Regions from separate parts of the Homo sapiens genome. Here region 2 is linked to region 1. Evidence: read pairs that join two places in POLR2A ChIA-PET (ENCODE). Cell type or tissue: B cell. All regions are shown on one strand. Links, peaks and the distances in the headings refer to the core of each region. The heading gives the core; the rest is flanking DNA. Region 1 overlaps LOC102723444 (a long non-coding RNA gene). Region 2 overlaps DMXL1-DT (DMXL1 divergent transcript).

What was found. Peaks named below come from ENCODE experiments on the same cell type or tissue, not always from the same donor. Only the 100,000 strongest peaks of a DNase experiment are listed, where the experiment ranks them.
Region 2: POLR2A ChIA-PET joins it to region 1 with 11 read pairs; 5 of 35 experiments call an interaction of 5 or more read pairs at or near these places.

Annotation. Positions count from the first base shown.
Region 1 is chr5:119,349,495-119,352,420 of GRCh38, forward strand. It overlaps LOC102723444 (a long non-coding RNA gene), which reads right to left. Exons shown (of 5, transcript XR_007058912.1): 3 at 888-971. It also overlaps a transcript of TNFAIP8 not described here. Among named protein-coding and RNA genes, the nearest start is that of TNFAIP8, 5.1 kb to the right of the region's middle. In B cell, for the core only: no CTCF peak of the experiment used is centred there; no DNase peak of the experiment used is centred there; H3K27ac peaks cover 969 bases.
Region 2 is chr5:119,014,858-119,017,783 of GRCh38, forward strand. The region is part of intron 2 of DMXL1-DT (DMXL1 divergent transcript); the gene reads right to left. Among named protein-coding and RNA genes, the nearest start is that of DTWD2, 28 kb to the left of the region's middle. In B cell, for the core only: no CTCF peak of the experiment used is centred there; a DNase peak (open chromatin) is centred at 1,684; H3K4me3 peaks cover 499 bases; H3K27ac peaks cover 1,979 bases.

The sequences.
Region 1 (2,926 bases), core at 310-2,809:
AATGCAAATGAGGCACAGCCAGTGCTTGCTCCGCTGATGCGGGTGTCAGTAATCAGGGCCAGGTCTCCCAAATTGAGTCTGGTGTTCTTTTCCTTGCTCCTGGCAGCCCATATCCGATGAGGCTTACTGAACTTTTAATTAAGGTCCTTACTGAACTTTTGATTTAAAAAAAAGATTCATAGTTTCAGGCAGCTGAATAAATAGAAGCTATTGAATTTATAGCATATTTAAAGCATTGAATATCAGGAATTGAATGGCTTCAGTTTAAAGCTGTGATCAAGTCATTTGAACAGAGAGATTTGACGATGGTTCAATGCTAGAACCATGGCCAGCCATAAACTCTATGGGGACCTCCCAATATTAGCAATCTTTGAGTTACTCCTCTGCAAAATAAGGGACTTGGATTTTATAGGAACAGTTTAATACAGTGAGAAAGTCTGGATATAGGAGACAGGAGGCTTAGATTGCATTCATTGTGGTCTAAAGAACATTATTACTTAGTTTTGTGACCTTGAGCAAATCATGTAACCTCCATTTCTTTAATTACATATCTGTAAAATGAGTATGATGACCCAAGGGGGCTAATTTGGGAGTCTAAATAAAACCTAATACAAGACATTACTGCTAAGTACATCCAGCCCTCCATATCTGTGCGTTCCATATTCATGGATTTGGCATCTGTGGATTCAATCAACAGCAGATCAATAATATTCTGAGGGAAAAAAAATTCCACTAAGTTCCAAAAAGCCAAACTTGAATGTGCCGCTACTATGTTGAATTTACGTGAATGAAGTGCTATGTAGCCATTGTATTAGGAATTATAAGCAATCTAGAGATAATTTAAAGCATATGGGATGATATATGTAAGTTATATGCAAATACTTCACCATTTTATATGAGACTTGAGCATCTTCGGATTTTGGTATCCTCAAGGGTCTTGGAACCAATCTCCCACAGATGCTGAGAAATGACTGTGTTATAAAAGAAGGACCGTGGGTCATAAATTGTTCAGATAATATTTTCTGACCTGATTTGGAGAGTATGCTTGTGTTTTATCATCTGCTAAAAGCTTTTTAACAAGGAAGATTTCTTAGAAGAGAAATACACCTAGAAAGCCTAGGAAACAAGCACATCCCAGATGTATTATTGTCTCTCTGTGTGTGCTCATCTCCGATGTCAGCAATTCTTCCCATTCTCTCAGAATTAGGCACTCACATCCAGAGCATTAGTGAATGTGTAGAATTTATGGGAGAAGTCACTGGGCAGACTGAGGAGAGGGATTACCCATAACTTCAAACTCCCAGGACTGGCCACCAGTGGCTTTCTCCTTCCCTCATCTCCACACTCATCCTCAGCATCTTCCTCTCACATGGTTCTGCCCCAGCCCACATCAGCCTCCCCAGTCTTATCCCAGTGCAGATGGTCCCTGACTTACAATTTTTTAACTCTATGTGTATTTGTGTGTGTGTGTGTGTGTGTGTGTGTAGAGAGAGGGGTCTCACTCTGTGTGTGTGTGTGTGTGTGTGTGTGTGTGTGTGTGTAGAGAGAGAGAGGGGTCTCACTCTGTTGCCCAGGCTGGAATTCAGTGTATGATCATAGCTCACTGTAGCCTTGAACTCCTGGGCAAGAGTGATCCTCCTGCCTCAGTCTCCCAAGTGGCTAGGACTACAGGCATGCACCACCATACTCGGTTAACCTTTTAAAAATTTTTTTGTAGAGTTAGGGTCTCTCTATGTTGTCCAAGCTGGTCTCAAACTTCTGGCCACAAACAATCCTTGCACCTCAGCCTCCCAAAGTGCTGGGATTAAATTCATGAGCCAGTGTGCCCAGCCTTACTCTATTTGTATTGTACTAAAAGTGATACACATTCAGTAGAAACTATACTTTGAACACCCATACAACCATTCTGCTTTTTTTGCTTTCAGTGCAGTGTTAAAAAGTTACCTGAGATAGTCAACATTTTATTATAAAATAGGCTTTGTACTAGATAATTTAGCCTAACTGTAGGCTAATGTAAGTGTTCCGAACACATTTTAGGTGGGCTAGGCTAAGCTATGGTGTTGAGTATGTTAGGTGTATTAAATATATTTTCAGCTTATGATGGTTTTATCCTGATGTAGCCCCATCGCTAAGTTGAGGAGCATCTGTACTCAGCACTTAAGGCTACTTGAGGCACAGAGCTTGATCTTCTGCAAAAGTGTATAAATGACTCCACTGTCATTTTAGCATTCCCTTTTTCAATTCTAGTATATACAATTTTCTTTTTTCTTTTTCTTTTCTTTCTTTTCTTTTTCTTTTTTTCTTTTTTTTTTTGAGATGGTGTCTCACTCTGTTGCCCAGGCTAGAGTGCAGTGGCACGATCTCAGCTTGCTGCAACCTCCACCTCCTGGGTTCAAGCGATTCTTCTGCCTCAGCCTCACAAGTAGCTGGGATTACAGGAGCCTGCCACTGTGCTCAGTTAATTTTTGTATTTTTAGTAGAGATGAGATTTCACTGTCTTGGCCAGGCTGGTCTCGAACTCCTGACCTTGTGATCCACCTGCCTCGGCCTCCCAAAGTGCTGGGATTACAGGGGTGAGCCACTGTGCCCGGCCATAAATACCATTTTCTTAAGGCTAAGAGAGCCAAATAACCTGGGCCAGGGAGAGGCCATGGAGAGATACCCACTTAGGCTTACTTGTGTTATGGAAGGGTAAATGTAAATGTGTCTGAGGATAATAGGAAGAACTCAAAGCCTACAGGCCTAACCAGGTGAGACCAAGACACAGATCTCTCCCGCATATGGGGAAACAGGAGTGACAGCCAACTTTTTATATAGATCACGGAAGCCTTCGAAGGCTTTCAAGGGTGTAGACAAAAATGATACAAGAGAAGTTGAAGAAGGTCTCAAAGTGAAATTGAAGGAAGCAGATTCAGCCTCAGCAGGT
Region 2 (2,926 bases), core at 239-2,738, 330 kb before region 1:
TAACTTGGAAGTGGTTGCTGATATGGAAGAAGAAAAGATTTGGAGAAGTTATATCATAAGACCATTGAGCACAGACCTGATAATCAACGAATGTGCACAGATATGACCAAAAACCTATTAAAATGCTGATTTACAGTATCCCCTGCCTGGAGCCCCATTTTTTCCTACTTTTGATCCAGCACCAAAGAGGTAGGGTTAGCACAGAAAGAGGCCTCTAGAACCCTGATCCAGCCCTGCTATTTGCATCCATTACAATTGGTCAAATGAGTCCTATGTGGTACTGATTCTTAAATATTTTAATATTATCCTTGATTGTATAGATATCACTCAAGAGCATTTTTAGGACCAGTAGGAAGAACCATCTCCTCCTCATCTTCCTTCCTCCCACTCGTGCTGTGATATAGCTATGTTAAAGAAGTTTACTTTTGTAATTACCTGGAGGGATGAGAAAGAACATTATTTACTGAAAATGTTCGGCATTAGGAGACTGGAATAATACTCAATAAAATAATTATCTGTGATGCTAAATAAAACATTTGTCAATAGGGGTGAGAAGTGAGGAGAGAGAGAAGAGCAAAGCTCAAAGGCAATGTATGGGAAGGCACCACAAAAAGGTAATGGAAGATAGACTCCTATTTGTCTGTGGCAACTCACACTACCTCTCCTCAGGGATTCCAAAGCTGGTATCAATAGTCTAGGCTTATGGATATTGTTCCATATGTTAAACTATCTAAGGAGATAAAAATCCCAACCTTGGAATTCCTTGAGGAACATCCCCTCCCAAAATTTTGAGCCCCAATAAGCACCTTGGTCTAACATGTCACCTGTTATCTCCTCATTCTAGCCAATAACTAAAAGTCATAAGCCCTGAACCTATCTCTCCTTTTGAATTATTCTGCTTTGAAATGAAATGTAGACAGAAGTATAACTTCGTTTAAAAGCATCCTGGCAGTTACCTTTTGCTCTTTATCCTTAAATCCTTGAGAGAAAATGTTGGAAAATAATTATTAGTAGATTTTGGGCTTTAATGTTCAAGTTCCATAATCAGTATACACAGAGTCAAGATCCTTGAGCACAAAGAGGCCACTTTTGCTCATCTGCTTCCTCCAGAGCAACAACCCTGTATGTGAGTTTCTATGGTAGCCTGCAAGAACCTTAAAATTAAGAACTGTCTTCTATCAACCCGCCCTTCATGTAGTGAACCTAACTATTAACAAAGAGCCTCAGAATTGTGCTAGAATTCAGTCTGAGACTAAAATATGGGGACACAAACCATCCTTATATAATTATGAAATTCTGGAACCACTAGGCTCCTCAGTGATAATCTTGTATAACCTTATACTTAAAGAAACTAAGAACCAGATATTTTAAGTTACTAGTGAAAGATTTGACAGAAGGCAGTGGTAGATAGAACCAAGCCCCCACTTCCTTTCATGTATTTTCATAAAGGTACTACATAGGCTGGGCATAGTGGTTCACGCCTGTAATCCCAGCACTTTGGGAGACCGAGGCAGGGAGGATCAGTTAAGGCCAGGAGTTTGAGACCAGCCTGGCCAACATGGTGAAATCCTGTCTCTACTAAAAATACAAAAATTAGCCAGGCATGGTGGTGCACGCCTGTAATCCCAGCTACTCCACGGGTTGAGGCACAAGAATTTGAACCAGAAAGCAGAAGTTGCAATGAGCCGAGATCACGCCACCACACTCTAGCCTGGGCAACAGAGCGAGATTCTGTCTTAAAAAAAAAAAAAAAAAAAAAAGGTATCATATAAACAATTAGGAGAAGTGAAACTATAATGGTGCTATCTATGAACCAATCATTCTGTGCTAGGTACAACACATTGCTTAAGCTTGTCCTGCAGATTTAGGGTAGCTAAAAGTGAATATGTTTTATTTAGACAATTAGAGATAGCTGAACAAAATCTACAGATTATAGTAGTGTATCTATGTTTATTTATTTAAAAAATTATAATGGTATAACAGAGTGTCCTTGTATTTGGGAATTAAACACTGAAGTATTTAGGGATAATGAAGTATCATATCTGCAACTTACTCTTAAATGGCAGAAAGTGTGTGTGTGTGTGTAGAGAGAGAGAGAGACAGACAGACATTGCTTTGTAATAGGATGATAATAGAGATGGGAAGAAATGCACAGATTAAATGTGTTTTAGAGCTAAAGTCAAAAGATTAGCTGATGGTTTAAATATATGGCTAAATGAAAAAGAATCATGGGAAACAGATTTTGGACTGGAGTAACTGAGTGATAATGGTATCATCAAATGAGATAGAGAAGACTGGGGTAATCAACATGTCTGGAGGAGAGGGGTGACAAAATAGGGTACCAAGAATTCTGTTTTGTTCATGCTGTATTTAAAGTACCACATCAAGATATCAAATATTCAGTTCTGTGTATATATATATATATATAGAAATATATATGCATGCATATACATATATATACACACATACCTATACACATATATGTATATACGTACACACACGCACACATATATGTGTATAGGTATGTGTGCATATATATACGAGAGAGAGAGAGCATGGCTATATTATGAAAGAGTCAGGGATAAAAACAAAGATTTTAAATAAATGGTAACATTATTCAAAGTGACTTTGATTTTTTTAAAAAACAGGCATTCAAGTGTACCTTAGAAATACCTACTGTTTGCCTGATTTCAGAAGGGCAGCAAATAAAATGAGCCATCATTTTCCTATATATAGGCTTTACTAAAGCTAGAATAGCTCCATGAGATCTTTTCAAATCCCTTTGATTGTACTGTAAACTTCTAACAGATCTGGAACACAAAAATGACCATTGGTTCTTCTATAAACATCTGTTTTCAGAGCCGGGTGTGGCGGTGCCTGCCTGTAATCCCAGGACTTTGGGAGGTGATGGAGGAGGGTCACTTGA